Linked DNA regions of Homo sapiens: region 2 is linked to region 1. Evidence: chromatin contacts called from ENCODE Hi-C or POLR2A ChIA-PET data. All regions are on one chromosome and are shown on one strand. Each heading gives the region's core, a stretch centred on a gene start or an enhancer-like site at or near the end of the contact. The rest is flanking DNA. Distances are from core to core; before and after follow the strand shown. Region 1 has its middle 160 kb from the start of SLC38A4. Region 2 overlaps SLC38A4-AS1 (SLC38A4 antisense RNA 1).

Evidence for each region. Hi-C counts contacts between places; a loop is a spot of excess contacts on that map. ChIA-PET counts read pairs that join two places held with the same protein, here RNA polymerase II (POLR2A). Pooled maps may share reads with other maps.
Region 2: a map of PC-9 shows a loop between it and region 1 (6-fold over the local background). The contact joins two enhancer-like sites. A Hi-C loop is called at or near these places in 15 of 168 maps with a recorded cell type or tissue (CD4-positive, alpha-beta memory T cell, CD8-positive, alpha-beta T cell, Caco-2 and 10 more), 1 of 37 single-sample maps with no recorded cell type and 16 of 50 pooled maps. POLR2A ChIA-PET finds 5 or more read pairs at or near these places in 9 of 52 experiments (CD4-positive, alpha-beta T cell, Caco-2, H1 and 6 more).

Annotation. Positions count from the first base shown.
Region 1 is chr12:46,659,995-46,662,769 of GRCh38, forward strand. No RefSeq gene overlaps it. Among named protein-coding and RNA genes, the nearest start is that of SLC38A4, 160 kb to the right of the region's middle. Within about 2 kb of position 1,342, at least 15 of the 41 ENCODE cell types and tissues checked have a DNase peak (open chromatin) inside an H3K27ac peak, as active enhancers do; they include PC-3 and PC-9, where a contact is called at or near this core.
Region 2 is chr12:46,454,634-46,457,408 of GRCh38, forward strand. All of the region lies in intron 2 of SLC38A4-AS1 (SLC38A4 antisense RNA 1), which reads left to right. All of the region lies in intron 1 of LOC124902923 (a long non-coding RNA gene), which reads right to left. Among named protein-coding and RNA genes, the nearest start is that of SLC38A4-AS1, 72 kb to the left of the region's middle. Within about 2 kb of position 1,323, at least 6 of the 41 ENCODE cell types and tissues checked have a DNase peak (open chromatin) inside an H3K27ac peak, as active enhancers do; they include PC-3 and PC-9, where a contact is called at or near this core.

The sequences.
Region 1 (2,775 bases), core at 92-2,591:
TTCCAGTAAATATACTGACTCCACTGTTCACAGGAAATTACCCGGTTGGTGAGCACGTGTATAATTTTACCTCGATATATAACCCGGGGTATCTGCCTGTCTCCATGGCAGGATCCACCTCCTCTGCTGACAGGCTCTGTCTCTCTGTTTCTGCATTCATATTAAACACACAGAAGCAACATTTTACCTTTTAGAAGACATTAATTGAACAATTGATATGTAATTTTCCTTCTTGCAAAAATAGATTATAACTATTGTTTAGAATAGAAAACTAGCAGAAAAATTTTTGGAATTATAATAACATAGACACATTTTTAAATAGAGAAGACAAAACAGTCACAGAGAGAAGATAAGAGTAATTCCACAGAGTTTGCCTGGGAGGGGAATGGGTCTTGGAAGGAAGTCTTTAGAAGAAATATTGGTGCCAAAGAGACTGCTTAAAGAAAGGGCTCACCAAGGCTTAGAAATGAGAGAGAGCGAGCAAGAGAGAGAATACTCCACCCATCTGCAAGGAGGCAGATACTAACTTGCCCTGAGAATCAAGACAGCCTTGTTTGTACAGAATAAGCACAAGTACTTCTCATGTAAAGATATTTTCTAAGATGAATGTTTTAAAGGTAAAATGTTAAGATTGTATATGTCTCAACAGTTTCTAAACACAATTAAGCATGAAGTGATCACAAACTCATCAATTTATGCCCCTCTGTCATAATCATTATGAGCATCCCCTTTCACTCTAAAAAATGGCTCCGACTGCATAATAAATTATATGGTTGTGCTGATCAGGAGGAGCATTTGGAAACAGGACCTTTATTGAGTTGTTACGTCATAGAATTCTATCTTTGCCGTTAAAGATTTTGTAATCTCAAGCAGAAAACTCTGAAATAATATTCAGTGTAGAGGGAGGGTGAATGTTTCTGTCTTGTGTTAAAGAAATATGCAAGGGGTGGCCTCAAGTTCTCATTTCTGACTTCCTTTTCTGGTAATGCCGGCCGGAGCATCTCCAAGAAGTTTAATCTTCCTTTGTACAGGGTTAAGAAAGGAACAAAGGACAGGATTTTTCTAAACAATGATATGTGCAAGTCATTATTTAGAACATGACATATGTACAAACATATCTTTCACATGAGCAAGGCAAATACAACTCACTTGGATTTTCCTGCTAAACGTATACAATGGGCTGCCAAAAGTTTCAGTCTCAGGAAATTAGAAAAAACACCAAGGGAGGTCTCTGACCACTTGATTAAGTCTAGAACCTGCCACTAATAGAAAATTCAGTGGAGAGATTCTTATCTTTCTGTGGCTGTTGCAACAATGAGGAGACATATATGTAAATACTAATGTTGCTACCTAACCACAGCATTGAAACAGAATTCTTTCCTTATAGCCTTGGACTGCTTAGTCATCCTGAGAGAGTACCCCTCTCTCAAATGCTCCCTCTACAACAGTGAGACTGTGATGAGAACAATTGCAGTTCAACAATCTGTTGAAGGAGGGAGAAGCCAGGAGCTCCAATACTGACTGGTGTATGGATCTCCTTCAGTCTGATTCTTTCTTAGTTTCTTGCTAGTTCAGTGTCCCCTAGTGGTAACTGGCCTCATTAATGAACAAGCTGGTCACAGGAAATAGACTGGGAGACCTGTATAATCATGGTCTCTTTCATTTGTGTTTTATAATGAACACAAATTCTTAGGACCTACTAAGTGCCAGGTAGTACATCTTCTCATTAACTCTCTGAGTAGGAGATTAGCAACATCTAAAATAAGAAACAGAGGTTCTTATCTACAGAGATAAGAAAACGGAGGTTCAAGGAGCCTAGGTGGCATAGCCAAAGATTGGTATGTTGTAAGAGTCAGAGCCAGGATTTGAAACTAGGATGTTTGATCCTTAGTCCTAATGTTGTTGTTGTTGTATTTGTTGATTTTTAACTGTATTCTCATGTTTCATGAGTCCAAGATGACAGACATTTTCTAGACACAAATACAGCATAGTGGCAATTAGGAAAGGAGCCTCAAGATCACTGAATCTCTTCTGCCTCACCTTGGCTGCCTCTGACCTTTCTGACTTTGTGAGGGTTGGGAGGGCACAGGATAGAATGAACAAAGAACTGGCCTTATTTGGACACACCTGGGTTTACATCCTAGCCCCACCACTCCACCATTCACTCAATAAATATCTATGGAGTACCAACCATACTCTAGGCCCCAGAGACACAGTGATACAGAACCGAGAAAATATTCTTCATTGTATTTCTCTTTCTTTCTGATCCCCAGTTCTGTCAACTCTAAAATTGAGGTGGGTATACCACTGAATATTTTTGGAAGGTGAATATTAAAAGTTATCTAACATGTTATGAAAAGAAAGATAGCTGGTAATTGAGGGCAAAATAGTAATACTGATGGCCCAGTGCAAGGCAGCTTTTGCAAGCTGAAGACAACTGATTGGTCCAATATTCTTAGAACCCTCTTTTGAGCTGGCTGTCTTTAGATATAACGAAATCTGTGTACCATCACATATTTTACTTAGCCAAGTCCTGAATTCTGTTTGTGACATTAAAGGAATGATTTATCTCTTCATCCACTCCAAGCTACGGAGGTGACAGTTCATAATTGTGGAGTTGGGTGTCCAGTGTTGCCACAAAAACAATGGAAAAACTGATATGTTTCCCAGACAAAGGTTGGTGTCTAGATATTTGAGATGATGTCTTTTGAGGAATATATTTAAAAGACTGAATGGTAACATGTTTTTCGTGAGCAATATTTTATGTTATAGTGA
Region 2 (2,775 bases), core at 73-2,572, 210 kb before region 1:
TATGTTGGCTGACTTATAAAGGGTTGACTTTAAGCAAATTGAGTGTTGAACTTGATGGCCTTGACCATCTCTTGGATTTTTCCTGGGCTCATAATGATCAGAATATACATATTCCAGAAATAAAAATGTCCTTAGGGAATGACATGAAACCTTTAACACGAGTGACCCGTGGAAATGTTGATTATTGATGCCTTCCAGGTGCAGGAGGAAGAGAGACAATCTGCCAAGTGCCACATTCCGACATTAGTAGGTTTTTATGAGGGAGAAAGCAGGTAGAGAGCTGTCGAGTCACTAACACAAGGCCACACAAATGGCAAGTGGCAAGGATGAAATGAAGGCCCAGGTCCTTTGAGCTTCTTCTTCTTTTTTTTCTTTTAGACACAGAGTTTCATTCTGTCACCCAGGCTGGAGTGCAGATGCAGTGGCATGATGATAGTGCACTACAACTTGGAACTCCTGGGCTCAAGCCATCTTCCCTCCACTGCCTCCAAGTAGCTGGGGACTACAGGTGAACACCATCCTGCCTGGCTTTGAGCTTCTCTTTAACTACTTGCTCTCTCTACCACACGCTGACATGGTTTCCTGTTTCTATAAGAGCTGACAACCCTTTCTTGGATTTGCAAGGTTAAGATAGAGCATAACAGAACTTTGCCCACTGCTTAAATAGTTATTAAGTGGGACTATCACTTCATCCACTGATGGGAGATGGTAGGAAAGGGGTGATGCTTTTGAGAAGCTAAGTAGGGTGAAAAGCTGTGCTGGAAGAAATTGGTTTCTGGCATTATATTCAGGAATATAGCAATTTATTTGCAAAACAAGTGTTAGTGGGGTGTCGTAGAGGGCAGGGATGAGAGAACTTAAGGGTTGGATTTTCTCTCAAAGGTGCTTCGTTTGGCTGAAGCCTGTTTCCTCCCAGATAATTTTAGTATTGGACAGGCTCGTGATGGATATATTTCCAGGTGTCTACTTTAGAGATCTATGTAGAGATCTACTCTTTTTCCTCCAACATGTTCTGAAGTTCTCCAGTCTATCAGACCAGCATTCTTTCTGCTGCAATTTAAGCTTACTTCCTCTCCTACTTCTGTTTAAACTGATAACCTTGCCCAACACTGGTTAATCCCAAGAAAGATATTGGGACAAAGGTATCTATTGGAACACTCTCTTTTGGCTTAGTTGTCTTCATAATTCCTCTTGTAGGTGACTGGTTATCTTGATCTCTCCCACAATTGGTTTGGAAGCCTGCTCAGCAGCCCCTGTCACTCAACTCTCAAAGATCACTTTTGTTTTCAAGCAAATACTAAAACAGGTGGAACCTGCCACCAGTAATATGACCCACTGAGTAGAGAAGGTGACTCAGTCTTGGCAGCTCAAGTCAGGCTTGGGAGAGGTGACTGTGGGAATCCAAATGAACGGCTTATTTCCAAAGAATGTGCAAAATTCCAGTGTCAAAAATGTGAACAATTCAGTGCAACTGGACACACCTGACACACCTCTGCAGTCTTCCTCACACAAAGCCACCTGCTCTAAGTCAGCTTCAGGAGAATCTTGTTTTCTAGCACCCACAGGAGCAGTTCCTACAACTCAAGGGAGAGTTCAGATGGAAGGAGTGTTTGCTCCAAGGCTTGATATGCAGCTCAGAGTTGGAAGAAGAGTTTCCAGTGAAGCCCATGATGAAAGTTGATTATGAAACACTGATGTTTCTCACTTTTTTTACACTTTCATTTTGCTGACCTGTTATCAGTAATTTACGTGTTCCTCAGTGTCAAAAAACATGAATAGTTCTTATAGCCTTGCTTCCCTCTCTTCCAAGTCTCAGAGCTTCTGCTGGGTCAGGTTAACCCAAGCTCAAAAAAATCTTGGAGTTTTTCCAGGTAGTCAGTTCTTTCTGCTCAGCTGCCACCATGACTTCTTAAATTTATATAAAGGAAGAATAATCTAGTGGGGAAAAACTTGGCTGTATTAAGAGAAGACATGAGTTTGAAGCCAAGTTTCATTAAGTTGATAATTATGTGACTTTATCTCCTTTGAGAAAGCTGCTTTGTCTCCTAGTACATCTGGTTTTAATTTTGTATGATACAGATAAGATACTGGTCACATGGTGATGTACAAGGATGCTCTGAAAATGAAATAAGGCATACTAAGCTCCAAGACTCTTTTGATATAAATCCTACATAAAGTCAGCAGATTGAGGTTATCATTATAATGATGTAAGTGGTTGTAAATGCTCACCAAGGCTTAACTACATAAACACAGGGAAGAGGAAGAGAGACTTTTTTTTAGTTAAAAAGAATAAGTGGCCAACACCCCAACCCCCTTTTTTTATTTTTACGGTGTGTGTACATTAACATTTCTAAATTACTCAATTCCTTCTTGTGAAGGTTTTGCTAAAACCTGTAAGTTTAGACTATCTGGTGAAAAATCATATCCTCTTGTTATTGATGTTTTAAAACTTTTAAGTATTTTGACCTAAATGCTAAAGAACAAAGTCAATTGTTCAACTAAAAAGGCAGAATGTAAATATTTATTTGGCTTAGGTACTCTCGGAGCATCTATTTTCACAATCAAAATACTTCCTCCCAAATATTTGAGAAAGAGTTATAATATGGCTCTTTGAAAAGCGTGGGAAATTAAGGATGAAATAAAAACGTGACTATAGACTTCCTCAATTTTGAATAAGATTTCAGTGAGGGTCTCTTATGATTGGATGTTGATTTTATTAGCTTTTTATGTGACTTCATACTGCTTACTTTTGAAAAACGTTAATTGCATTTAATA